Regions from separate parts of the Homo sapiens genome. Here all the other regions are linked to region 4. The links are chromatin contacts, found by Hi-C or POLR2A ChIA-PET in ENCODE. All regions are on one chromosome and are shown on one strand. Each heading gives the region's core, a stretch centred on a gene start or an enhancer-like site at or near the end of the contact. The rest is flanking DNA. Distances are from core to core; before and after follow the strand shown.

Region 1 (4,700 bases), core at 210-2,709, 3.9 Mb after region 4:
CAGCGCCTACTATGTGTCAGAAACAAGTGTTTCTGCCTGGACATCATAAATGGGGACTTGGACCCTGAGGAGAGTCAGGCCACGGTAAGCCCTTCCCAGCTGAGATATGGGTGGCATAATTTGAGTCTTCTGGCAACATTTGGTGACCTACCCCATATCCAATATTTCCAGCGTTAGATTGAGGATGAGGTAGGGAGGTGATCCAGAGAAGGCGGAGAAGGAAGAAGTAACCTCTGAGTGGCGGCTATTGCTTCTGTTCCAGGTGCTGTTCGAGCTGTTAGAACCCTTAGGCTTGACAGCTTTGTGAGTTATTATTGAAAAATGAGGATTCCAAGAGTCAGAGGAGTTTGATAATGTGCACGAGGGCACACTGCTAGTAAATAACATTAAAATAACTGGAATGAACTCCTGATCCCAAAGCCTATTGTGTTTTCAACACAAGGTAATAGGAAGCCAAGCAACTTGCATGTCTCCCAATCCCTGTCTAGGGACAGCTGCTGGTGCAGGATGGAAGACTTCCTATAAACAGAATGGGCGACCAATTGTGTCTACAGAGGGGGTGGGCTGAGCATGGGCACGCATGTCCCCAGCCTCCTGGACGAGCAAAGTCAGTCAAAGCGCTGGTGATCCCTGCTCCGCGTGCGTAGCAGTGTCTGTGCCTCTCCTGCCCAGGGGCTAGAGAGCAGTCTCCAGTGCAGGGTCCCCATCCTATCTGAAAACAGTGGAGTCAGTGACCCCAGGTGGAGGGACTTCCAGTTTTAACAATGGGTTGGTATGAAGGCCAGAAGGAGTGAAACATGTGAACTTTCTGGCGAGGAGACTCCCTCTTGAATCATCCATATGTAGCCCCGGGGTCACTTGCGAAGAGTCTCTAACAGCTTCTGCCTCACTCCTAAGCTCTGACCGCTAGGCTTTCACCCCAGCCGCCGGTCCTGATTCCTGAGATCCCAATATTGAGCACCAGGTTTCCTGGAATTGTGTGCTGCGGCTGTGATGTAGGTTTCGGTCGCTGGAAGCTGCTAAACCATAGCTGACGCCCCCTCCTAAGCCAGCCTTCCTTCCCCGCGCGGGCATCTGTCCAGGGCCTTGTCGCGCTCTCAGTCTCCTTCGCAGCCTGGCCCCAACCGTTCAACTTCAATAAAGCAAAACTCCAGCCACGCCCGTCTCCGTGAAGTTATCGCCATAGGCCGGCCAGGGGGCGCGAGAGGCACCGGGGTGATTTCCGCGGGAATCGATAACCAATCGGATTCCCAGGCCGAACGGAGCACACCCGCCCGCCCTCGCTCTTTCCCCGCCCTTTGCCCCGCCCCGCTCCTTCCCCTCCTTTTGTCTGTCCGCCGAGCACCCCACTTCACCCCATTGGACCGCGCGGCCGCCGCTAGAGCTCTGCGCCTGCGCACGCACCGGGCCGGGGACTGGGTGGCCTGGTGTGTGGGCGCGGCAGGGCGCAGGCGCAGGCGCAGTGTGCGTCCGCGTCTGAGGGGAGGGATGTGGGGGAAGCGACGGCCCCCGGTTTGTTTGGGCTGTGGGCGGTGCGCAGCGGAGAGCCCGGGAAAAGCGGGAAATGGCGGCGCCGAGCGCGGGGTCTTGGTCCACCTTCCAGCACAAGGAGCTGATGGCCGCTGACAGGGGACGCAGGTAAGTAGGGAACGGTCTTAGGGCTCCTTAGGGGAGCCCAGGGAAGGGGAGCGTGGCCCCCAGGCGTGCGGCCCTGCAGCCCCCTCCCCTCGGAGCCCCGGAAAGCAGCCGTGTCCGCGCTTCCTGCCAAGGGTGGGACGCCCGCCCGAGCCGCTCCGAGCCTGACTCCGCGCAAGGGCCCGCGGGCGGACCTCTTGGCCTTGTCTCTCGTGGGAAAAGACTGCCCCAGCCTCCCTTTGTTCAACCCACGAGGGTTCTAAAGGGGAGGTCTTTGCAGTCCTGCCCGCTCTTGGGTTCTCTTGAAGATTCTTCATCCTTTCCTCTGGCTCCCTTATGAGGGAAACTATAAAAAGACCATACTCTGTCTCCTTAAAAATCGACGAGACCTTCTGCAGACCTCGGTGCTCTGCCTGATGTGCATTTGATTTGTATCGATTGTATCATGATCTGCATGGCTTTGCATAGAATGACCAGATTTTCAAAGAAGTCAATACAGGGTTTGGAAATTGAGTACTTTTGGCAGAACAAGGGGGTTCCTGTGGCTCCGAGTGTCCATGCCTCTGCCCCGGTCATTCCATTTCATGGCAGTCATCACCCAGGAGAACATTGTAATGCCTCCTGCTCGAGACTGAAGATTAAGGTCTTCGCAAAGGGAACCTGCAGAAGGACACAGAATTAAGACGTAGGAACTCCGTGGTGCCCTTCGCCCCTCCTCCCCTTCCAGTTGTGTCCTGAAATTCTAAATGATTGGAAACTTTTATAATGTTCACGTTTAAGACTCTCATACTACAGAGTAGAGGAAGGAGCGGGTGTGCAGAGGGGGTGATGCTTCAGATTAAAACTAAAGAGTTGATTGAAAATTCAAGTCTGGAACTCGAGAGAGTTAAGAACTATAAGTCAGTAAGTTGCAAGTATGGGTGAGATTGTCTAGGGAAAGGCTCTTTGAAGGGGCGTCCCTAATGGAATATCAATATTAAGGGCAGGCCAAAGGCCCTCTAAAGAAAACAGGAACTGGGTAGGCAGAGAGAAGACTCCCAAAGAATGCTGTCATGGAAACCAGAGGAAGAGAACGATTTAAGGAGCGAATACTACTGGTAAACTAATGGAAGAAATCTGCTGCACCACTGGTTAGTATCCCAGCTGCAGTGTTATATGTGATCGTTATTACTGCTTTGACGTATTCGAAAGTGATTCATTCTTAAATAGGTTTTTTTATTTGTATAGCTCTTTTTCTTGTAGCCAGTTTTTCCTGAAAGTCTTGGGTAATGGAAATATTACAGTAAAAAGAAGAAAAAATGGAGTTTCAGACTCATTTTTCCAAACCTCAGATTCATTGGCTGCTTCCAACCCACTTCATCTGTTTTAGGATCCCACCTGCTATCTTAGTTCTCCCAGTTCTTCCAGGACCCAGCTCTTCCCTCTTCTAACTATAAATCTCTCACCCAATAGCATCTGCAAGCCAAGTGCATCCATTCCATAGATGTGTGGTATTTCACTGACTCTAAGATACACATTTTTTCCCTCCCTTTTTTTTTTTTTTTTTTTTTTTGGACGGAGTCTTTGCTGTGTCACCCAGGCTGGAGTGCAGTGGAATGATCTCAGCTCACTGCAACCTCCATCTCCAAGGTTCAAGCGATTCTCCTGTCTCAGCCTCCCGAGTAGCTAGGACTACAGGCATGCAGCACCACACTCGGCTAATTTTTTGTATTTTTAGTAGAGACAGGGTTTCACCATGTTGGCCAGGCTGGTCTTGAACTCCTGACCTCAGGTGATCTGCCCACCTTAGCCTCCCAAAGTGCAGGGATTACAGGCATGAGCCACCGTGCCCGGCCTCCCCTCATGTTTTAACACCTTAGAAATCAGAATGCATTTTAGAGTAGGTTTTTAAGTTATAAATGGAAGTTATTGTATTTTCACTGCTATCAGGTGCCACCCTTCCTGCTGTTACATATGTGGAAAATGTGACGGGGCAGGCTAGAGAACTCTGGATTTATGTAAACTAGGCATGTAGATGACATATTGGCAATAGGATTATTTTAGTTTATAAGCAGAAGCTGATCTCTTTGCAAGCCTGTAGCAAAATTAGCTGGAGGTGACAGCACATGCCTGTAGTCCCAACTACTTGGGAGGCTGAGGCAGGTGGATCGCTTGAGTCCAGGAGTTCTGGGCTATAGTGTGCTATGCCAGTCACGTGTCCACATTAAGTTCAGCATCAGTGTGGTGATGTCCTGGGAGTCAGGGTCCACCAGGTTGCCTAAGGAAGGGTGAACCCGCCCAGGTCAAAAATGGAGCAAGTCAAAACTCCTGTGCTGCTCTGTAATGGGATCATACCTGTGAATAGCCACTGCACTCCAGCCTGGGTGGCACAGTGAGACTCTTTTAAAGTAAATAGATAAATACCTATCCACTGTGACTTTCTGTCATACTTTCTGCTTATCCACATCTTAACAGGATTCGCCATTTTGTCACTGGAACTTAAAAGTTTTAAAAAACATGTAATTATATGTTTATATCACTAGTGAAAGAGAGTTAGTGTCTGCCTCATTTATTTTCTGTTAAAGCCATTGGCTTGAGTTTTTACCATAGTGTTTTAACCCTCATCTAAGATCATTATAAACTTACATCACTTTCACCAGCTTAGATAATGTGAGATGTTTTCTGAAATAATTCTCTTTATTAAAATTGGTCTATCAGAGAAGTATTCCTTCTCATAAATATGTGTACTTGGGGGTATTGTTTTGCTTAAGACAGATATTTCCCTCCTCTAGTCAGACCATTCATCTCAGATGATCTCAGCTGAACATAAACCATAAGGAATTAGACATTATTTTCTTATGATCAATGTGTTCCTGCTTAGTACATCTTTGCTTTAACCAGATTTAAGAAATATGCATAATCTTGGTTATTGTAAGTCTTATTCTTTTTGTTCTTCCTATTCATGCCTCTTCCACTCCACTCTTCTGTGTCAAATTGTGACTTGACAGCCTTTCCTTCTACCGTTTATCTGTAGGATATTGGGAGTGTGTGGCATGCATCCTCATCATCAGGAAACTCTAAAAAAG
Region 2 (4,541 bases), core at 1,460-3,959, 3.4 Mb before region 4:
TTAAAATAGACTCTCACCCCTGAGAATGAAGACTAGACAGGTCTAAGTGTTTCTTTAGTATTTTCTTTGTACACACCTACTCAGATAGATGCACATTACAGAAACTCAAAAAGTGAGTGTTCACAAATTGGTAGATGAAAAATGTGAGTCAATAAATAAGCAGGGAAGACAGCTGTGGGGCAGAAGAAACTGTAATAAGGACCTGAAAGTATAAATGGGCACCGTAAGGGAGCTGAGTCAGTATAAACTTCAGTTCTTGTTATTATTTCTCATTAACAAAGTGAAAGATACTTTATGAAATCTTCAAAACTAAGAAAGGATAAAGCTCAATGCTCTGTACATCAGATTACATTACAGTTACAGTCATATCTTTTTGGATAGTCCAACTTTCAATACTCCCTTTTGCTTTTTCTGAATGTCTACCCTCCCTCTTATGCAAATTTTTTACATTAATGAAGAACAGGCTACGGTAGTAATATAGGGAAAATAATCAAATTGAACATGATAACCTAACCTAATTATAAAACTAATTGGAAATAAATTAATCCATCTTTATTGGCATATATTTTCATATAAATATTTTTGTGTAGTTGAGAATTCTTTGGGCACAATTTACCTGCCTGAATGTGGACCCTGGGAATGTCCTACTAGAAATCTTGGTATGATACGCTTTCACAATTAGATCTTAGACTGAGAGATAGTGCGTGGAGCAGTTAAAGAGTTTCAGTTTTGGAGTCAGCAATTTAGTTCTTGCTTCACAATTTACCATCTCCATAACTTTTCTTAAGTATCCTGCATCTCAGTAATCTGTAAAATGGGACCAATAATAGGACTTACTTCCCAGTATTCACAAGGATGACATAAAATAATGTGTCAGGAAAACACTAAATACATTGTGTTATTTTGGTAGCTGTAAGTTCAGTTAGTACTTAATCAACTTTTTGTATTTCAAGTATATCAAACAACCTAGGTTCCACCATGACAGGAAAACAAAAGCCCACTTACTTCCAGAGTATTGCAGTGTCCCACCACTGGTAAGTGTACCAAATAATTTCTACCTTTTAGCTTTATATTGAAATAGCCAATAAGTCAAGTTTCAGTTGGCTACCAGCTGAGAAGGCAGTGACGAGAAGACAGCCTGTCCTAAAACTCCACTGCAAAAAACTAAGCAGGTAAGCAGCATCCAAAAAGTCTAAATTGTAATGGCATTAAATAAAGTAAAAACCTTCAGCAGTTTGCCTTGCACAATCCTGTAAGTTTTAAGAAACTGCTTCGCTTACTTGCTTCCTAACACAGCCTCTGAAGCAAAAACCCAGGTCAGGTCCTATTCTTTGAAGAGTTAAAATCTAGACTGGGTTCTCACACTTTTAGAAGGTGAGCAAGATGCCATCCGTGGTTGTCATAAAATTATACTTGTTTTGGAAGATTCATTTTAGATTATCACTAAATTAAAATCACATGTTAAGTTCTCTCATAATTACAAAGGCACAGTTTCAGGATGGAAAGACAGGCTAGCTTGGAATTTTAAGTTTCCCACTCTGCCACAATGTCGATTCAGTTTTATATTTGGGGCTGAGGTTTGAGTTTGTCTTTCTTCATCATGATTTTACCCCCCAAATACACTGCCACTAAACTGCATTGCTATTTACTACACATGTAAGCATTTCAGGTGAAATCAGGGAGAAGAATGGAATAACTGAAGTTAACATGCTTGTTTAAAAACTATTCAGATACCTTAAACATTCCCAGATGCCAGTTGACAACCTTACCACTTGAAGCAAATATGTATTTGTTGTGGTGGGGGAAAGGAAAAAGGCCACACCCAAAGTTAAGACACCACAGTGAAGTGATACTCAGTTTCAGAATTTTAACTATTTCTATTTTCGGTACTCTTTTCACGGTCAATGAATTCTTCAACTTCACACCAGGCCGAGAGTTAAAAAACATGTTCCTCTGATCCTAATTACTTAGGTTACTTCATTTAGTAATGGGTAAGTCCAAGATGGAGAATTACCTCATTCAAAGAAAGGTTTAAGTAACTTTGGTGTAGAAGAGGGCCAAACTCAAATGATCAGTGCGCAGAAGAAACTCTGGATGAGCCAGACACCACTCCTCCCCTCCCCCAAGAGGCCAGGAAGTCAGGTAGCGCCTAACTGTATTAACGCAGCAGTTACCTGACACAGAACGCTACCAAGTTACCTGGACCCTTCTTTCAGTTTAGCTCCTCCCTAGACGCCCCTCTCTCCTTGGTGCCGCCTCCACCCAGGAAGTCTCTCCTCCCGCCCACCCCCATCCCCGCAGTCCAGCTCCCATCAGCTTCCTCAGCCTCATCTCCAGCCCACCTCCGTGTTCTCGCCTACTCTTCTCATCCCCGCTTACCTTGGCCACATAGTCTTTCACCTCATCCAAGTCTCCGTTTTTCAGGGCCCACATGAACTCCTTGTCGCACATCACTGCAGCGGGGCAGGCCGGTTGGCCGGGCAGAAGATGAGGAGGCGGTGGCAGCAGCAAGCGGATGCCGCCGGGCGAGAGGGAGGCAGGGCCGCGCGAAGCCGGAGAGGAGAAGAAGAGAAGGAGGGTTAGGCTGCCAGGCGGGCGAGGCAGTTGGCCGCGGCGACCGTTCGGGCGGGAGAAAGAAAGTTCTTTTGCGGCCACCGGGCCCAGCAGAGAGGTTCCGCCTGGCCGAGGAGAGGCAGGAACCTTTACACTTCCGGTTCACTCCCCGCTAGGACCCTCCCCCAACTTCCTCTTCCTCTTCTCCTCCGCGGAACGCCTCTCTCTGGGTCCGCGGCGCGAACGCCACTAGTGCGCATGCGCAATGTACAGGCTGCCGGGAAGGCTAGAGTGGAGGGTAGGAGCCGGCGACAAGTGGGCGGGACTGGGAGGCAGAATGAAGGAGGCCCGGGGGAGGTCAAGACAGCGAATGGAGGAAGAGTGAGAGTACTTTCGATGGGATTAGGACGCTTCTGCACCACCATTAATGGGAAAAACTTTACTTTTTAAAAAACATAATCTTGGAGGGCATCTTGCTCAGCTTCTAAAAATGTATAGGAAGAGTGTTTAATTTGAATTCCTTCTTCCTTGCCTTTTCCCCTTCCCTCCCTCCTTTTCACCCCTCCCTCTCTCCGTCATCCAGTCTGACTGGGCTAAAAACGATGGAATAACGCTATTCCTGCCCTCCAGGAAATCTTCAACACTAAAACTACAATGTAAATTGAGTGTGTTAACACTATGTATAATGTTCCCTGGAGCAAAAAACTTAAGTGTGTGGCAGGAAAAAAAAAATTAACTCATCTTCCTGACCAGCAAATGACGTCCAGGCATTCAGTTTGATGCCGTAAAGTGGAGCAAACCAAACTGTCTAGTACAATTTGCGTTTTTTAAATTTACTGTTTGTTTTTAATGGTTTGAAACTTCAGGACTGTTCTGGTGAAGTCAGTTCTGTTCTTCCTAGGGTTTAGTTGTAATGCCATAGTGCATAGCTACCACTTGAATTGTTCCTCACAACCCTAATGATCCAGGCATGCGCACATGAACATAGATCCAATAAAAGCTCTTATTGGAGCTAGAAATATACGTATAATATATATACATATATAACTATTACTATATATAAAACTCATATATATAATCTATTATTTGTAACCCACTAAACACATTAACTAAGCTACTTTACCACCATTGCCGTACAGTGTAGGGGTTCCAAACAGACTCTGGAGCCAAATTGTTTAGTTTGCGATACAGGTCCCACTTCTTGCTAATTTTGTGTCTTCTTGGGCAAGTTACTGAACCCCCTTCTGCTTCAGTTTTCCACTTGTGTAAAATGGGGATGTCAATAGTGTTTGGAAATGTATTTTTTTTTTTTTTGCTATCATTTAGAGTAGAATAGCAAATGGGTTTCAAATCAGAAGAAATCCCTCCAAATATTAACATCTACCTAGATTGTCATTTGTTAATTTTACTCCCTGATAATTAGAAATACAAATCCACATACCCAATAGTGATACGATTTCTGGAAACAAATCTCAAGGGGGAATTTGTTAGGCAAGTCCTAGAATCTCCATCTCTTCTCCAACACACTCCCACCTGTGTGATTTCTGAGTTACATCATGCTGAGAGCTCTTGATTTATATCTTTGGCCGGGTGCAGTGGCTCATGCCTGTAATCCTAGCACCTTGGGAGGACAAGGCTGGAAGATCGCTTGAAGCCAGGAGTTGGAGACCAGCCAGGGCAACAAAATGAGACACCATCTCTACAAAACACAAAGATTAAAAAAATTAGTTGGGTACAGTGGCGGACTTCTGCCTTCCCAGCTACTTGGGAAGCTGAGGCAGGAGGATTACTTGAGCCCTGGAGTTTGAGGCCACAGTAAGCTATGATGGCACCACTGCATTCCAGCCTGGGTGACAGAGCAAGATCATCTAAAAAAAAAATCTTTAACTAGACTTTTCCTATGTGATCTATTCTTATATTTAACTTCTTACTCATTTGGATTTCTCAAACTTAACATGTCCAGAATAGGATCTGGTCTCCTGTAGATG
Region 3 (4,450 bases), core at 115-2,614, 4.1 Mb before region 4:
CAACATGGTGAAACCCCGACTCTACTAAAAATACAAAAATTAGCTGGACGTGGTGGCACGCGCCTGTAATCCCAGCTACTCGGGAGGCTGAGGCAGGAGAATCGCTTGAACCCAGAAGGCAGAGGTTGCAGTGAGCTGAGATCGTGCCACTGCACTCCAGCCTAAGCGACAGAGTGAGACTTTCTGTCAAAAAAGAAAAAAAAATGGCAGTGTTGCTTAACTGTAGTTTCAGTTACCTCACATTTTTAAAAAAGGGGGTGGGGTGAAGAAGAGCTATGAGACAATCTCCACAATTCCCAGATCCCAAGGATCATGAGGAGGTGCATGGACTGACTCCTTCAAGTCATCAAAGTTCCACGAAGCCGTGGTAGCTGCTCAGAGTGTCAGCCAAGGAAGTCACCTTCTTGTGAGGAGCAATTACAGCAGAGTACAGAATCTGGAAAAGGGTTTGGATATCAATACCAATCCAATGCCCCTAGTTTATAGATCAGGCCACTGAAGCCCAGAGGGGTGAAATGATTTGCTTTTGCCACTAAGTAGCCACTAACTTTGGCCAGGCAGGAAACCAGATCTCCTAACTCCCCTCCAGTGCTCTTGCTGTTAGCTCACTGCCTCTCATTGAAGTCAGTACACACAAACATACAAATCACACACATATACATTCCAAGAACCTCGCAATGGAAAATCATTTTAGAGCAGGGGAAGTTTGGGTTTCTCTAATGTGCCATGAGGTCTTCCACAACTGCAGAAGCAAAATTGCCGATGAGTCCCTGACGAGGCCATTTTAAACAAACACCGCAGATACTTGAACGCAGCTAACGTTTTGGACTGCAGACTTCTTTGCTTCCACTGCCACTGGAAGCCAACACGAATATCTGTTGCCAAAACGCAACCATCTACCTAACCTCGGCTCCTAAAACCTCATCGCCATCCTGGCCAAGGAGGCTGGAGTGGAGACAGAACCCTAGACCAGGAGCCGGGGCATCGGGGCTCCAGCCTCGGCGATGCTCCTGACTCGGGGGGCGGCTTCAGGCAGGTCCTGTCCGTCTGAGGGTCTCAGTTCCTCATCCGTCAAGCTGGGGTCGGACGCGCTGAGGTCTCCGGCGCCCCGGCGCGAGTGACAGCGCCGCTCTCGCCCCGGAGGCAGTGCTGGGGGGAAGCCCGCTCCCCGGCTCCCTCGGGCCGCCTCTGCCCGCGCCGCTCCCGCCGGCCTCTCACCCGGAACCCCTTCTCCTTGTCCGCCTTGATCTCGGCGTCCAGCTGCCGCAGTGTGTGCGTGAACCCGCGGAAGAGCAGGTACTCCCGGACCAGCTCGTCAGTGCGCTCCACGGCCTCCGCCATCGCAGCGCTAGCGTCTTTAGGGGTGGTGCGGTGAGGGACGGAGGGGCGGGGCCTGGGAGAAATGGGGCGGGGCCGGACGCGGGCGCCGAGCACGTCACGCCGCGACAGGCCTACCAGCCCGCACGCACTGGGCGACCAGCCTGAGGCCCCGCCCCTCGGCCGGCTCCCCGCCCGAGGCCCCGCCCCTGAGCCAGCCCCAGCCCGCCTGGCCGCTCGAGTCACCCTTACCCCTCCCGAGGAGTGGCGAGGGGAGGTCCTGGCGGCGCCGGCGGCGGCTTTGTCTGAATTACTGAAAGTGGCGGCTGCCACCCACGTCAAACAAGACTGGATCTTAAGAACATCCCAGGTAGTCCCGAGGCGGGCAGGGGGTGCGGCGCCCTGTTGGTTGGCGTTACATCGCAGAGCTCCCGGTCCCCTGCCCTCCTCCTACACGGAGGAAGCTGGAGCCCTAAGAGCAGAGTGACCTGCGTGAAGCCACAACACGCGTGTCCTCAGAGAGCGCTAACTCCCCCAAATCTCTGCTTTCATTAGTAAGACGAATTGGCTACACAGCAAGATAACCAAGATGCACTGCTAGGATAGGCAAATTTCATAGCAGTGTATGTACGCTATAGTCCTGGTTTCTTGTGAAAAAAAAATTAGGTATGTATGTGTGTACATTTTTTAAATTCAGGAAGATTATACACCAAGTTCCTATGCAGTCGGGTCTCTGCATCCTCGGGTTCCGCATTCACGGATTCAACCAACGAGGATTGAAAATATTTTTTCCAAAGTTTTAAAAATAAAAAATAGCCGGGCGCAGTGGCTCACACTTGTAATCCTAACATTTTGGGAGGCCAGGGTAGGCGGATCTCTTGGCCCCAGGAGTTGGAGACCAGCCTGGACAACATGACGAAACCACATCTCCACAAAAAAAAAAAAAAAAAAAAAATGCGGAGCGCAGTGGCTCACGCCTGCAATCCCAGCACTTTGGGAGGCCGAGGTGGGCGGATCACCTGAGGTCGGGAGTTTGAGACCAGCCTGACCAACATGGAGAAACCCCGTCTCTACTAAAAATACAAGATTAGCCGGGCGTTGTGGCGCATGCCTGTAATCCCAGCTACTCGGGAGGCTGAAGCAGGAGAATCGCTTGAACCCAGAAGGTGGAGGTTGCAGTGAGCCGAAATCGCGCCATTGCATACCAGCCTGGGCAACAAGAGCGAAACTCTGTCTCAAAAAAAAAAAAAAAAAAAAATTAGCCGGGCGTGGTGGTGCTGCCTGTGGTCCCAGCTACTTGGGAGGCTGAGGCAGGAGGATCACTTGAGCCCAGGAGGTCGAGGCTGCAGTGAGCTGTGATTGTACCACTGCACTCCAGCCTGGGTGACAGAGCAGGACACCGTCTCAGTTTAAAAAAGAATACAATTTTTAAAAACACAAATTAAATATAGCATAACAACAATTTACATAACATGTACAATGTATTCAGTATTATAAGCAATGTAGAGATTATTTAAAGTATACAGGAGGAAGTGTATAGGTTAGATGCAAATACTAGGCCTTTTTACATCAGGGCATCCATGGATTTTGGTCTTCTAGGGAGGGTCCTAAAACCAACCCCCTGCAGATACCAAGTGACAATTGGAGTGGTTTTATCTGAGAGGTGAGACTATGAAGGACTTCTTGTTTTTTACTTTCTTTTTATTGTTGAAGTTTTTACAAGGTGCACGTATTTTTGTAAGTAGGAAAATAGCCAATATCTTTGAGACTTGCTTCTGCAGAATGGTGACAATAGGCCGGGCGCGGTGGCTCACGCCTGTAATCCCAGCACTTTGGGAGGCGGAGGCAGGCGGATCACAAGGTCAGGAGATCGAGACCATCCTGGCTAACACGGTGAAATCCCGTCTCTACTAAAAATACAAAAAATTAGCCGGGCGTGGTGGCGGGCGCCTGTAGTCCCAGCTACTCGGGGGGGCTGAGGCAGGAGAATGGCGTAAGCCCGGGAGGCGGAGCTTGCAGTGAGCCGAGATCGCGCCACTTCACTCCAGCCTGGTCGACAGAGCGAGACTCCGTCTCAAAAAAAAAAAAATGGTGACAATAACACCCACCTTGCACAGTAGTAATGAAGATTTAATAAGACAGTGTATGTAAAACGCTTAGCACAGTGAATGGCCTATTGGTAAAATGCATGGAGTGTTCCCTTCTCCTTCCCTCGAATGGTATGACTTTTCGTGTTTGTCAAAATACAACTCAGAATCATTGCTGCCCCTCTGCTCAGACCCTCCACTCCTACTCTATGGAAATTCAGCTCCAAAAGGGCTCTGATCTACACTAGAGAAAGCCAAAAAGATAGCACAGGGCAAGCCACAGCAGGACGAGACAGACCTTGTTCTGCCCTCTTTGTTTGCCCTACCTGTCTCCACAAGTGTACCCTCCAGGCAGCTAAACTTGCCTCAAGGGCAGGAAAGGAGAGTCACCACTGTGACTACTGGGAGACCAACTCCTACTTTGAGATCTCAGATCATCAAAGTGAACTTGGAAAATTTGGACAAGTTGCAACCACCAAAGCTTCCACCTACAGGAAAGTTGTGAAGTAGATTTCCCTAAGGGCACCTGAAGTCTGCAACCATAGTTCTCACCTCCCCCACCTCCATCTGCCCTGACACTTCCCAGACCAGAGCCTGTAAAACCAGCTAAGATTAGTTTTCTGATCAATGAAAGGCAGCTCCTCAGAGCTTAAGTACAAGCCGTTTGTTCTACAGGAATGTCTTCTCCAAGATACCCACAGGGATAGCTGCCTTTCCTCCTTCACGCATTTGCTCAAATGTCACTGTCTTAGTCCTTTGGGGCTGCAATTTTTTTTTTTTTTAGAAATGCCATAAACTGGGTGGCTTATAAGCAACAGAAACTTATTTCTCATAGTTCTGGAGGGTGGAAAGTCCAAAATCAAGACACTAGCAGATTCATTGTCTGCTGGATGCCCACTGTCTGGTTCATAGATAGTGCCAAGTTACATGCTCAGTAGAGAGCATCCATCGCCATAGCCTTTGGTAGATAAATCTTTTCTTACTGTAGTCAGTTCCTTAAAAAGTCATGAGCACCTCTGAAAACTGGAAATGGCCCACAATGATCC
Region 4 (4,289 bases), core at 81-2,580:
CGGAGTAGCTGGGATTACAGGCATGCGCCACCACGCCCGGCTAATTCTGTATTTTTAGTAGAGACAGGGTTTCTCTGTGTTGGTCAGGCTGGTTTCAAACCCCCGACCTAAGATGATCCGCCCGCCTCGGCCTCCCAAAGTACTGGTATTACAGGCGTGCGCCACCACGCCCGGCCTGCGGAAATGGCCTCAACGCTTCAACCGGAAGCAGAAATTGACCGCGGCAGGCGCCATCTAACGGCCGCTGGAGCAAAGCTCCTCCTGGAAATTCGCAACACCGGAAAAGGTCCGGCTGCTTCCGGTAAAAACCCACCAGAGCTGACGTTCAGAGGGCGAGTCTCGAAGATCCGGCCAATTTGCCCAGCGCGCTGTGCTCCGCGACGGCGCATGCCCGCTTTTGCGCAGGCGCGGGGACTACGGCGCAGGCGCGGAGACTATTGCGCAGGCAAGCGCGTACGCAGAAGCGTGCGCGCGCCCGTTCAACGTCCGGAGCATCGGTGCAGTTTCGAGGGTAAAGCCTTTGGCGCGGTGATGTGGACTTTTGTTCTCTAACTACAACTCCCAGCATACGTCACCCCTCACGTGGGCGCTAGGTGTGGTTTCGTGGGATAGGGTAAGGCGAAAATGAAGTGACGATGACGTACCAAAGAGGAAAATAGTTGAATATGTTGTGTGAGCGCGTCGTTTGCAGAAGCCCCAGTGGCCTAATGGATAAGGCATTGGCCTCCTAAGCCAGGGATTGTGGGTTCGAGTCCCATCTGGGGTGGCCTGTGACTTTTGTCCTTTTTTCCCCTTTCTAAACAAAGCGAAATATGCCAACTTTACTTTTTTTTTTTTTAAATGGGAAGTGTGTGTGTGTTTTTACTAGCTGGTGGGCTGCAATTTTCGAGAATCTGCACACACCCATGTCCTTTGTCTGAGCCGCAGGTCCCCTGGGATTTGGGGAGACGTCAATACGTTGAATTTTGATATCCCTTTTATAAATCATTTAAAAATGTCTTCTCAGCGTGTTCCATATCAAATCCACACCCACACCCCCCGCCGGGCCCGCTTCTCCTGAGACTCAGCGGTTGGTCGGCTAACGGGCATCTTCAATGACGCAGTGAAGAAAAGCCCCTGTTTCCCCAAACCCTTGTTCTGGGTTAGAGGTCCTGGTACCTTCAGTTAACAGTCGGGTTTCGTTTGATTTTGTTACGGCGCCCCTGGGCCTTCGATTAATAAGGTTCGGTCAACGGACAAGTGAGCGGTTCCACTGCTCGTCAGTCGATAGGGGGAGTCGGTAGTCTGTCCGACCGTACCATTAGGCGCCTGGGCCGGAGGAGGGGTTTTCAGGGTCGTAGGACGCCGTTGGGCACCACGCTCGGAGAAGGACAGGACAATGGCGGCCTTAGGGTCCCCGTCGCACACTTTTCGAGGACTTCTGCGGGAGTTGCGCTACCTGAGCGCGGCCACCGGCCGACCCTATCGCGACACCGCGGCCTATCGGTACCTTGTGAAGGCTTTCCGTGCACATCGGGTACGGGAGCCATGTCCCGGGTGCTCTACGTGCTGGGGAGGGAGGAAGAGCCGGGTCTGGGCTAGGGTGGGGAGCACGGTGTTTAATTCCTGCATTTCTGAGGCCAACCCTCCCACGGAGCCCTGGTTCTGACCAAACCAACCCAGGCCCTAGGCTCCATGCTCTGGCATAAACTCGGGGACCAAAGGACCAGCGGGGGGGGGCGCAGAGTCGCTCTGGGGACGTCAGCCTGTCCTGCAGAGGGGCGGACCCGTCCCGAAGGATTTCATTGGCTGGTCTGTTGCCTCTGCGGAGGGCAGTCAGGAAAGTGGAATGGAGGATTCAATGCTGGGGATAAAACAATGAAGATGGAGTTGAAGGGTGTACTGTTGCTAGACTTAAAGCCACAGCATCTGGCCAACAATTTCCTCACCCGTCCCCTAGAAAAGTTATTCTAAGAAGCATTTCTTTTTGAGGCGGAAAAGAACAACTGGGCTTTAGGGAAGGAAACTTGCTGCCCTTGAGCAATGTGGGGAAAGGGAGAACGATCAACTGTCGAATTTCTGAGCCACGGACGTCAGAATGTAAAATCTTAGAACTCAAATTCACCTAGTTTTTAAAAGGTGGCAACGTTAGGGTCTGTGCTAGGAACCTGGTCTAAACAGGAAGAATCAGATGCACATGTGTCCTGTCCTTAAGACACTTGCTGCCCACCTAAGGAGCCATACAGTAAAGTACTGAGGATAAATAAGTGCTCAAGGTGTAGACAACAGGGGCTGGGGTATAAAGAAGGGGTAGTTAGGGAAGGTTTTCCGGAGGAAATTAATCAGGGACCTGAAGGCTAATTTGGAGTTAGCAAGTAAATTGGGGTTAGGGTCCAGGTTTAAAAGCTACACAATTGAAAGCCCAAGGGGAGAAAAATTGCCAGTTGAGAGTGGTTTAGCCCTAAGGTGTGGTGGGTGAAGTGGAGGTAGATGAAGTGGTAGGCCGAACAGGAACTTAAACTTTATTGTAAGTGTAATGGGAAGCCATTCTAAGATTGTGATCACCTCCCAGGTTCAAGCGATTCTCCTGCCTCAGCCTCCCGAGTAGTACAGGCAGGCGACATGCGACACCACGCCCGGCTAATTTTGTATTTTTAGTGGAGACGGGGTTTCTCCATGTTGGTCAGGCTGGTCTTGAACTCCTGACCTCAGGTGATCCGCCTGCCTCGGCCTCCCAAAGTGTTGTAATTACAGGCGTGAACTATCAAACCTGGCCCCATTCTAAGATTTTTAAGGAGGTGACATGATTATAGTTGTACCTTATGGGGATAACATTATTACCCTTGAGAGAGACTTGGTAATGGTTCTGAAATTCATGGTACATTCTGGAAATACCACTCTGGAATGCACTTGAGCATAGGGGAAATGGTTTCTGTTTCCTTCAGGCTCACAGCTAACTGAATAACCATCCCATTTTCTCTATCCTTTCCCTCCGGAGAAGGGATTCTATTAGGGAGAAACCTACCCTTTCTCCACAGGGAAAATACAGTGTTCTATTTCATTTGATCTCTTTTGGGTTCTTGTGATCTATTTACTGTTTCCTGTCTATTGCTGACCCTTTTGTCCTCATGATTCAGGCTCAACCGAATCAAGAGCAGTATTCTATCCTACATTAACCTAGAATTCCCATGTCAAATTCCACAAATTTGGGCTTATATATTAATAGAAGTGGATGCTATGATTTGTTAATGCTTGACATTGGTGTTGATTTCTCATAAAATTTAAATTACTAAAAAGTTAAATTTGTATTAAAGCAGATTAATTCTGTTTTTAAGCAGCTAATGAATGTTGCTTTCAACATGATCTGCAGATCCTAAAACCCACATTCTAACAGCATGGGCAACATAGTGTAGTGAGACTTCCTCTCCAAAAAATTTGAAAATTATCCAGGCGTGATGGCCCATCCTCTAGTTCCAGCTAATTGGGAAGCTGAGGTGAGAGGATCACTTGAGCCCAAGAAGTCGATCAAGGCTGCAGTGAGCCATGTTCATACCACTGCTCTCCAGCATAGGCCACGGAGCGAGACCCTGTCTCAAAAACCAAGAAGCCACACACATTCTAGTTTTCAGATTCTAACACTAGATATTCAAATAGAGAAAGGGGATTAGGCCAGGAGCGGTGGCTCACACCTGTAATCCCAGCACTCTGGGAGGAGGCGGCAGGTGGATCGCTTGTGCCCAGGAGTTCACGACCAGCCTGGGCAACATGGTGAAACCCTGTTTGTATAAAAAATACAAAAATTAGCCGGATATGGTGGTGTGCGTCTGTAGTCCCAGCTACTTGCGGGGCTGAGGCAGGAGGATCACTTGAGCTGGGGAGATCAGCAGCCATGTTCACGCTATTGCACTCCAGCCTGGGCAACAAAGTGAGACCCTGTCCCCAAAAAAAAAAAAAAAAAAAAGAGTTGGTGGGGGGCGTATTATGTAGGCAGTGGTGCCCAGATTTATCCACATTTGGACATGGCTCCTTTAGTCCCTCAGAGCTATGCACACATCCCCATCTCACCTTTCCTGCCCCTTTCTCACAGCCTTGAATACAGAACTAGTTAAAGAGGGTGCAGTGAATCTCAAAAGTTAAGTATGATGAAGAAAAAAGGTTTGGAATCATTTGGGGACTTTGGAATGGATATGGAATTTCTAGCTTCTTAAAGTCATGAGTCCAGAGTTTTCAAGATGGATAAGCAAATTGTAAGAGCGAGAATAGCCATTCCTCAGTAACTGTGGGGACTGGTTCCAGGACACCCCCCACCC
Region 5 (4,561 bases), core at 1,045-3,544, 3.8 Mb before region 4:
TAAAACACTAAAAAAGAACTGGAAAGAGGAGGAAAACCAGTATCATTGGTGCCCCAGTAGCCACAGGATAATATAATTTTGTTTCTTTCTTTTTCTTTTCTTTTTCTTTTTTTTTTTTTGAGGCAGAGTTTTTACTCTGTTACCCAGGCTGGAGTGCAATGGTGCGATCTCGGCTCACTGCAACCTCTGCCTCTGGGGTTCAAGCGATTCTCCTGCCTTAGTCTCCCAAGTAGCTGGGATTACAGGAGTCCTGTCACCACGCCCAGCTAATTTTGTATTTTTAGTAGAGACAAGGTTTCACCATGTTGGCCAGGCTGGTCTCGAACTCTTGACCTCAGGTGATTCTCCCACCTCAGCGTCCCATAGTGCTAGGATTACCGGCGTGCGCCACTGCACCCGGCCTATAACTATCATAATTCAGAAAAGTGCCCATGGAATTTGATGACTGATAACTGGTAAACATACCAAGCGCAGTTTTAGAGGGGCTTATGATGGCAATATCCCAATTGCTACGAATTGAAGAAGCCTGTGAGAGAATGCTTGTAAAGTGTAATGACAGGTGAAGAGGAGTTGCTGGAATTTAAAGAGTTACTTTATAGAAAGCAAAGTTATCTACTGAGAGGGAAGCGTGTGGGCTTAAAAAGTGCATGTGGAGAGGGAAAGGCTTGTAATAGCTGTGCTGAGAGAGAAATCTTTGAATGCCGCTTCCTGTCAAGTTCCTGCTCAGTATTCTTCTCAGTTTCATGATAAACTTCTTGAAAAATTCCTTTGCGTTTACTTTCTCTCTTCCCCACTTCACTCCTTAAAACCACTTTAATCGTAGTTTGGCATTTGTCTCTATATATCAATGACTTTTAGAAAAAATCACCAGTGATTTTTGTGTTTCAAACCTAATGTACATTGTGTCACTTGATATTATTTGTTCAAAAGAATAAATGTTCTGTTCTGGATATTCTTTTTTTTTTTAAATGGAGTCTCACTCACTCTGTTGCCTAGGCTGGAGTGCAGTGGTATGATCTCAGCTCACTGCAACCTCCACCTCCCGGGTTCAAGGGATTCTCCTGCCTCAGCCTTCCGAACAGCTGGGGTTACAGGTGCGTGCCGCCATGCCTGGCTAATTTTTGTATTTTTAGTAGAGACGGGGTTTCACCTTCCTGGCCAGGCTGGTCTCAAACACTTGACCTTAAGTGATCGCCTGCCTTGGCCTCCCAAAGTGCTGGGATTACAGGCATAAGCCACTGCGCCCTGCCAGTTCTGGATATTCTTAACATACTCTATGCTTTTGTCTAAATTATTTGATTCTGATTTCCAACAGTGAAATGGGAATGATGGAGAGTTAATACAATGAGATTGTAAGGCACATGGAGCGTCTCTGACATAAATAGTTATAATCATATCATTTTCCCAATAGAATGGTTTGCAGGGATTAAATGAGATAATGGCTATAAAATTTTTCTTAATACATAGCTGTAAATAGCAATGATTATTTACATTTTAGTTTGAAAATCAGCAAACTAAAATTTAACAGCTGAAGAAAGAGTTCAGCTACTTTGGGTGCTCAGGTAGAAAAATACTTGGTGATTATGAAACGATATGTCTGGAATCTGTTTCAAACTAATCGGGGGCGGGGGGTGGGGAGGGGAGGGTGTTGGGGTGGTAAGGGTGGGTTGGGGCTGCCGTGGTGGGAAATTGGCCACGTTATTGATGCTGAGTGTTTGCTATTCTAATTTTGTATCCGTTTGAAAATTTTATAATTAAAAATTATGATTTGTTTCGCTCTACGCAACTATGTTGACAGAATATATTTGGTAAACTGAAATGTCACGGAAACTTAGTTTGTAACCGGTCAGTGGCTTTTTGAGGTGTAGACACTTCATACCTTACTTCACTCCCCACTGTAAGGAAGATTTAACTTGAAGCGGAGATAATGATTTGAATTTACGGCTTTTATAATGTCATAAATGGGCGTCATTTTAATAACTACTCTCAGAATATCTTTTTCTATTCCACTTTACTTTTTCCTCTCCACTTAACCAACTCATCATTAGAAACTACAAGTCCCAGGATGCACTACACGATGAACGTCGGATCGAGGACCTCGTGTCTCTGAAGTGGTTGCCCTCGCCTTATTTGAATGGGAATAATCCCAATGAAAATTGATGTTTGTGACCCAGAGCAGATTCTGGAGCCTTTTGTACGCCTGGGACGGCCCAGCGTGGAGGGGACAGTGTGGTGCCTTTTTGTTCAGGCTTCGCTCAGGTCAGCCTCACCCTTTCCCGGGGCCTCCATGCGGCAGAAGGGCTCTGTTAGTGCGCCTCTAAGATGGCGACGCCTTTGGCGGTAAATTCGGGTAAGTGTGGCCAGACAGAAAGACGATTGAGCTGAGCGATAACCAGGTCTTCATGGAGAGACGAGACCGTGAGGTTTCTCGGAGTCTAGGACCCCACTTATGTGCGGTGCCTGCTTTTCCCTAATTCTGGGCCTAGAGTCCCACCCCTCCCCAGTTTGAATGGCGCGCGTCGGTGCTGCGGCTCCAGCCCTCGAGTTGGGGTTTGAGATTCCAGGCAGTGAGGCTTGGGCCGCTGGACCCAGGTGTGTAATCTCTCACAGCCCAGGGCTGAGTCTGGTCCCCCTCACCCCCAAGTTTCACTGTGCGTCTGTGGTCCCGATTTCGCTGGAATACGCATCAGGTCTTCCACAGTGAAGCCAGAGGACCCGAGATATTTTCCAGCCATGAGCAGAGGCTGAAAGTAGGCGTCGGAGTTCCTTATAGGGTGGGAGATCTTGCAGGCAGCGAATACTCCCTATTATGAAGTCGGCCATCTGAAAGGTGGTCAGGAAGAGGGTGGCGGGGCTTCAGCAGACGTCTTCTAACCCTGCGGATGTGGTTAGGCCCTGGATGTTCTTGTACCTTTGGAGCTGTAGATTTTCGGGGTGGAATTGAATCTAGAAGGTAGTAAAGGAACTCTGGAAGATTTGGGGTGGATCCTCTTTCGGTGATTCTCAATTCGGGCCGTACCGCCCTCCAGTGGTGTTTGAATGAGTGAGTGCATTTTGATTGTCATATTTCCTGGGGTACACTGCTGTCGCATAGTAGGCGGGGCAAGGATGCAGAAAGTCCTTCATGGTCAGAGCAGTCCGGAAAAATAATTTGGTGCCTAGAATGTTAATGCCTCGATTGAGATGCTCTGAAGTTCGCGGGCAAGATTAAGAGTATATCTGTGTGGTAAATGCTTGTGAGAATCTCACTTAAAAGGACTCTTTTTTAAAGTATTGGTTCTATTTTCCACAGGACTGATATTCTTGAAAAGTTGTCTAAATCTGTTTTGTAAATCAAATCATTTCAGAAAAGCTATGATAAATTATAATGAAGGCTATGTTTACTGAACACATACTATATCCCAGCATTGCACTTATTATCGTGCTTATCTCATTCAGTTCCCGTTTATACACCTTTGGAGTAGTTACTGTTACATACTCCGTTTTACAGATTTGGAAATAGAGGCTTCAAATAGTTACGTAATGTCCCCAGAGTTAAACATCTAATGATCTAAGTCAGTCTTAGGTGCTTAAACTACTTAGTGCTACTGCTTAAGCACAACCTAATTCATTTTATGATATTAGACGTATATATTAGAAGGTTAGTAATGAAGTTACATGCTTAATATTGCGGTCCTTCCTTCCCAATTAGATATGCTTAACGTGTGGTTGTATATAATACATTTCTCTATTTTATTTTATTTTTTAATTTTTCTTTTTGAGATGGAGTCTTGCTCTGTCTCCCAGGCGGGAGTGCAGTGATGCGATCCGCGATCCTGGCTCGCTGCAACCTCTGCCTCCCAGGTTGAAGCAATTCTCCTGCCTCAGCCTCCTGAGTAGCTGGGATTACAGGCATGTGCCACCACGCTGGGCTAATTTTTGTATTTTTAGTAGAGGTGGGGTTTCTCCATGTTGGCTAGGCTGATCTCGAACTGCTGTCCTCAAGCGATCTTTCTGCCTCGGCCTCCCAAAGTGGTAGGTTTACAGGTGTGAGCCAGTACGCAAGGTATACACATTTATTTTCCTTTTTTTTTTTTTTCTTTTTTTGAGATGGAGTCTCATCCTGTCCACCCAGGCTGGAGTGCAGTGGCGTGATCTCGGCTCACTGCAGCCTCCACCTCCTGGGTTGGAGCAACTCTCCTGCCTCAGCCTCTGAAGTAACTGGGATTACAGGCGCCCGCCACCATGCTTGGCTAGCCTGGCTAATTTTTTTTTGAGATGGAGTCTCACTCTGTTGCCCGGGCTGGAGTGCAGTGGCACGATCTTGGCTCACTGCAACGTCCGCCTCCTGGGTTCAAGCGATTCCCCTGCCTCAGCCTCCCGAGGGGCTGGGATTACAGGCGCCCGCCACTACACCCAGCTAATTTTTTGTATTTGTAGTAGAGAAGGGGTTTCACCATATTGGCCAGGCTGGTCTCGAGCTCCTGACCCCGTGATTCACTCCCTTCAGCCTCCCAAAGTGCTGGGATTACAGGTGTGAGCCACTGCGCCTGGCCAATTTTTTTTGTATTTTTAGTAGAGA
Region 6 (4,613 bases), core at 744-3,243, 4.7 Mb before region 4:
GTACAACAAGGAGCTAGAGTTTAATTTCCAAAGCCCTGTCAAGTACTAAGTTTGTACAAGTCTAATATTCTTTGGAGTTCATCTTTGCCTTAAATGGATTTATGATCATCTTTGTGAACCACGACCTCGTTATTTAAAAATTCATAAGAGAGACAGCTCATCGAATAGACCAGGACACAGGGTTCAGGATATGATACTGTAACATAATTAAGTATGGAGAACAATCTTGCCATAGGGCAAAAGTAACTCCTGAAATTCTGTTAGCCTCTGTGCACATTTGTCTTACAAACATGCTTGCTCCTGATGAAAATCTGCTTTTTAATTCCTTCTAGACAGAATCACTGATATAAGCTTCCATCTTATATCAAAATGACTCATTCATAAGCCACATACTCTTGCGAATGATTCTAAAAGGCAAGTGATGTTTGATATTAAGGTTTTATGTGACAAGCTAGCATTCCATGGGTGTCCATAACAACAGTAAACTTAAATCCAATGAGTAGGCGCCCTTAAGTCCAGACTAAGTAGCCCTAAATGCCAAATGCCACAAGACTGTCACTTGGTAATGACTGTCATTAGCCTCCGGAGTATGGATGGTGGGCACTCTGAATAGGAGCTTTATTACACTGTAGAAGAAAAGCTTTCTCCTTACTTTGTCCTCAACTGATATTGAGAAAAAAGCAAGAGGGCAAATGTATAAGATTTGGAAGCTGCCCCTTCCAGCTGTTCTGGCCTGAACTCTAGTTAATCTTGTGCAAGTTAAATTCTAACTATCACTAGGTGAGACCTATCACCTGCTGGGACCTGTCAAGCCTCGGATTAGTGCCGTCCCGGAAGTAAAGTTCTGTTGATATCCCAGGAGGAACTGTCATGCTCTAACATGGATAAATGAGATACAGAACTGGCTACGATTAGGTCTTAATGAGTTCAATAAAGAGTGTGTCACAGAATTTCAAATGTGGAAAGATTATCTTTTCAACTGTATGTATAATTTATTCTGAGGACTTGCTTGCGTGTCACAAACCTAATGCATTTGTTAGGAGGATGAAACAGGAAAAACTCACAGGAGGACACGAAACACTACTTAGGATAGCTTCTAAGAAGGGAATCTCCCATAACATTCCTTATCTTTCCCGCCCACCCAAGAGTTCTGACACATATGCTTCAAAACCTCGTGTGGTAGTTCAAGCCTGCTTAGAAGCTTTTAAGGCCTCGTGCCAGGTTTCCGGTGTTTTCATAGATTTCTCTTGTTCAGTTATTGTCGCCTCCAAATTTGTCATTCTCTCATTCCACTCTAGCCTCCCTTCCTCTGTGCAATAAGCTTTTAGGGCATTCCATTAATCACTTTTCTTCCCCACCTAAAATACTGTCAGCAAACTGCCTAGGGGAATCCCTATAAAAGCGGTAAGAGAAAGTAAGGTTGCGTTACTGCCTATAAATTGGGCACTTTAAAGGCATTTGTTTTAATCACGACTTAAGACTTTCAACCACGAGTAATTTGTGCGAAAGGAGCTTCTTCTGGGAGGATACCTCGGCTTCGTCTTCAGGTTTCAATCCCTAAATTTCCCATAAGTAAAAGAAACATCACCTCCTCTCTTCCAAGAGTCCGCTGACACCTGTCTTCACCCGCAGGTGTTTCTTTTAAGACGTTAAACGCTTTCTAGAACCTCAAACAGCTAAGATGCTCCCCGCACCCGAGGTTTTGCACCAGCGACGCTCTAGGGTGTGTTTTTCTACTTCCCTAGGCCCAAGCCTGCCCGCTGGCGTCGAAGCCAACTCCTTACTGGTTCAGGTATGTGCTCGTCTCTAGAGTAAACCAATCAGAGCCCCACTTCTTACTCCTGGGATTTGGTAAACGGAAGAGACCTCTCCTGTTCCGGGAGTAGGCCGGGACCGTGGATGAGTGACAGTTCGACTTTCCAATAGGCAGAGCCCTAGGACCTGCCCACGTCTGGTTCAGGGGCTAGAAAAGAGCGTCGATGCCGGCGGCAGTGATGAGTCCTAGGAGGCGCTGGCTCTTTGGCGGCTCGGAGGAGCGGCTGCTGCTGCTGCTGCTGCTGCTGGTGGCCCCTTTGCAGGTGAGTGGCTTTGTTTTAGAAAATGTTGCGAACGTTTACATTTTTTAGTGATGTGATGTTTTATTTTTGGGTGCGGGGAAGGCCAGTTTCTTTACTTCCCCCGGTTTAGTCGTTGGTGGGAGTCTGGTGCCCACTCCAGCCCTCAAGCTGGGACCCTCACTTATCGCCCCGGTCCCTTTCCCTTGTCCCTATCTCAGAATGAGCCTCGCAGGCAGTCACCGTTCTGTCAACTGAGAGGAGGAGCCCGCTTTGGTAGTGCTGTCCTTATGGCAAGAATATATAGAAGTTGGAGGGAAGATAAACTCTCTTCTGGATGTCTGAGGTACTGTGTAGCAGAGCCCTTCCAATAGTAAGATCCCCTGGAAGGAAGCAGGGCGATGCCGCTGTATTTAGGGTTCTGGCAGACCTGGCCCTATCTATCATTTTGTGTAGTAGACAGAAAAACTCGAATGCGGTGAAAAGAGAAGGAGGTGAATATATGCAGTGTTTTCATGTAGGAATCTGGAGCCAAATCACAAGTTCTTAGAACCACTAGAAATAAAAACGTAAGTGTATTTTCCTCTTTTCTAAGGGACGAGCTGGTATTACACTAGAGAAGGTCAATGAAATGCATAATTGCAGTTAAGTTCACAGTTAAGCTTTAAAGAATAGTTGGTTGTTAGCTAACTTATAACTCTCATCCCCCTACTGCCTCCCTTGCAAATTACGGAAGATCTTTAGCTTGTGAGTGGTACTAGAATGTTAGCTGACTAAATGCAGACTCTTTCCAAGAAGGGGAAAAATCAAAAGCTAAGTTTCACCTGTAGGTACTAAAGGTTTTTTAATAGTGAAAGCAGAACTCATGTCAATTTGTCTTTTATTTTTTATTTTTTTTGAAACGGAGTCTCGCTCTGTCGCCCAGGCTGGAGCGACTGCAGTGGCTCGATCTCGGTTCACTGCAACCTCCGCCTACCGGGTTCAAGTGATTCTCCTGCCTCAGCCTCCCAAGTAGCTGGGATTACAAGCATAGGCCACCACGCCTGGCTGATTTTTGTATTTTTAGTAGAGACGGGGTTTCACCATGTTGGCCAGGGTGGTCTTGAACTCCTGACCTCAGGTGATCTGCCTGCCTCGGCCTCCCAAAGTGCTGGGATTACAGGCGTGAGCCACCGTGCCTGGCCTTGTCTTTTTTCTTTCTTTCTTTCTTTTGTTTTGGTTTTTTTTTTGTTTTGTTTTCAGACGGAGTTTCGCTTCTGTTGCCCAGGCTGGAGTGCAATGGCGCGATATTGGCTCACCGCAACCTCCGCCTCCTGGATTCAATCGATTCTCCTGCCTCAGCCTCCCGAGTAGCTGGGATTACAGGCATGCGCCCCCACGCCCAGCTAATTTTGTGTTTTTAGTAGAGACAGGATTTCACCATGTTGGCCAGGCTGGTCTCGAATTCCTGACCTCAGGTGATCTGCCTGCCTCGGCCTCCCAAAGTGCTGGGATTACAGGTGTGAGCTACCGCGCCCGGCCTTCTTTTTTTTTGAACTGCCTCCCGTGAGTCCAGGGAATAGCTCTTTCTTAGCCATCTTTGTATTCCAGTAGCACCTCATACACCGCAGATGCTCCCCAGTTGGTGGTGGACTTCAGAGAAGCATAATTCAAACAGTGTCATAGTGGAAGGAGCTCTGAGTTAGAAATCAAGAACATTGGCTTTAGTCCTGAAACTGTTACTATTTGTGTGATCTTAAACAAATCATTTCAACTGTGACTCTTAATTTTTGCATTTTTTTTTTGAGACAGGGTCTCGCTCTGTTGCCCAGGCTGGAGGGCAGTGGCGCAATCTCTGCTCACTGCAACCTCCACCTCTGCCTCCTGGGCTCAAGCGATCCTACCATCTCGATTTTTGCATCTTTAGAAAGCAGATGTTGCATTAAATTATATCTGAGATATAAACTCTGTATTTAAAGTCTGTTTTAAAGTAAAAATTATTAGTATACAAGCAGAATCTCATTGCAGTAAATTCTGTACCATCTATTAGCAAGTAAAAGTTCCCAGCTTCAAGGATATATTCTTGTTTTTTAATTTTTAATTTTTGTGGGTACCTAGTAGGTGTATATATTTATGGGTTACATGAGATATTTTGACATAGGCATGCAATGCATAATCACATCAGAGTACATAGGGTAGCTGTCACCAAAAGCATTTATCCTTTATGTTTCAAACAATCCAATTGTACTCTTTTAGTTATTTGAAAATTTACAATTAAATTGTTTTTTTTTTTACTATAGTCACCCTGTTGTGCTAGCAAATACTAGGTCTTATTGATCTTCCTATTTTTGTCCCCATTACAAGGATATACTCTTTTGTGTTCCTATTTAAACCAAACCAGATTATTGTAGAAAATTTGGAGCATACCGAAGTATAATGTGGCAGAAAAATGTCACTTAGAAGCAACTACTGTTAGTGTTTGGGTAGAGCTTTTAGTCTTTCTTCCTCTTTTGCCTGCTGTGGTTGGTTGAGATTAAGAGGCACATTTTAAGTAATGATTGATGCACCTAAATTCACCTG

The links. A loop is a pair of places that touch in the nucleus more often than their neighbours do. ChIA-PET counts read pairs that join two places held with the same protein, here RNA polymerase II (POLR2A). Pooled maps may share reads with other maps.
Region 1: a pooled map shows a loop between it and region 4 (35-fold over the local background). The contact joins the promoter of CASP2 here to the promoter of FMC1 in region 4. A Hi-C loop is called at or near these places in 2 of 37 single-sample maps with no recorded cell type and 11 of 50 pooled maps. POLR2A ChIA-PET finds 5 or more read pairs at or near these places in 1 of 52 experiments (HEK293).
Region 2: a loop to region 4 is called in a map of B cell, with 12 times the contacts of the local background. The contact joins the promoter of MTPN here to the promoter of FMC1 in region 4. A Hi-C loop is called at or near these places in 2 of 168 maps with a recorded cell type or tissue (B cell and OCI-LY7), 2 of 37 single-sample maps with no recorded cell type and 12 of 50 pooled maps.
Region 3: a loop to region 4 is called in a pooled map, with 12 times the contacts of the local background. The contact joins the promoter of WDR91 here to the promoter of FMC1 in region 4. A Hi-C loop is called at or near these places in 1 of 168 maps with a recorded cell type or tissue (CD4-positive, alpha-beta memory T cell), 1 of 37 single-sample maps with no recorded cell type and 8 of 50 pooled maps.
Region 5: a loop to region 4 is called in a map of naive thymus-derived CD4-positive, alpha-beta T cell, with 14 times the contacts of the local background. The contact joins the promoter of NUP205 here to the promoter of FMC1 in region 4. A Hi-C loop is called at or near these places in 1 of 168 maps with a recorded cell type or tissue (naive thymus-derived CD4-positive, alpha-beta T cell), 5 of 37 single-sample maps with no recorded cell type and 9 of 50 pooled maps.
Region 6: a map of B cell shows a loop between it and region 4 (30-fold over the local background). The contact joins the promoter of BPGM here to the promoter of FMC1 in region 4. A Hi-C loop is called at or near these places in 1 of 168 maps with a recorded cell type or tissue (B cell) and 8 of 50 pooled maps. POLR2A ChIA-PET finds 5 or more read pairs at or near these places in 1 of 52 experiments (OCI-LY7).

What each region holds. Positions count from the first base shown.
Region 1 is chr7:143,286,892-143,291,591 of GRCh38, forward strand. CASP2 (caspase 2) reads left to right here and starts at 1,460. Exons shown (of 11, transcript NM_032982.4): 1 at 1,460-1,638; 2 at 4,649-4,700. The coding sequence starts at 1,565. TMEM139 (transmembrane protein 139) reads left to right here. Exons shown (of 3, transcript NM_001282876.2): 3 at 1-1,157. It also overlaps the pseudogene RN7SL535P. RefSeq lists a silencer at 1,087-1,836.
Region 2 is chr7:135,974,650-135,979,190 of GRCh38, forward strand. MTPN (myotrophin) reads right to left here and starts at 2,710. Exons shown (of 4, transcript NM_145808.4): 1 at 2,380-2,710. The coding sequence starts at 2,451.
Region 3 is chr7:135,210,162-135,214,611 of GRCh38, forward strand. WDR91 (WD repeat domain 91) reads right to left here and starts at 1,365. Exons shown (of 15, transcript NM_014149.4): 1 at 1,219-1,365. The coding sequence starts at 1,341. RefSeq lists a silencer at 1,068-1,607.
Region 4 is chr7:139,340,007-139,344,295 of GRCh38, forward strand. It overlaps FMC1 (formation of mitochondrial complex V assembly factor 1), which reads left to right and starts at 1,331. Exons shown (of 2, transcript NM_197964.5): 1 at 1,331-1,516. The coding sequence starts at 1,379. FMC1-LUC7L2 (FMC1-LUC7L2 readthrough) reads left to right here and starts at 1,331. Exons shown (of 11, transcript NM_001244584.3): 1 at 1,331-1,516. The coding sequence starts at 1,379. TRR-CCT4-1 (tRNA-Arg (anticodon CCT) 4-1) reads left to right here and starts at 694; the gene lies at 694-766. It also overlaps a transcript of LUC7L2 not described here. RefSeq lists enhancers at 512-571, 882-951, 982-1,051, 1,307-1,874, 1,322-1,571.
Region 5 is chr7:135,555,623-135,560,183 of GRCh38, forward strand. NUP205 (nucleoporin 205) reads left to right here and starts at 2,295. Exons shown (of 43, transcript NM_015135.3): 1 at 2,295-2,350. The coding sequence starts at 2,323. RefSeq lists enhancers at 2,136-2,265, 2,646-2,695, 2,756-2,815, 2,886-3,005.
Region 6 is chr7:134,644,860-134,649,472 of GRCh38, forward strand. BPGM (bisphosphoglycerate mutase) reads left to right here and starts at 1,994. Exons shown (of 3, transcript NM_001724.5): 1 at 1,994-2,078. The region is part of intron 1 of LOC124901750 (a long non-coding RNA gene); the gene reads right to left. RefSeq lists enhancers at 1,971-2,120, 2,221-2,330.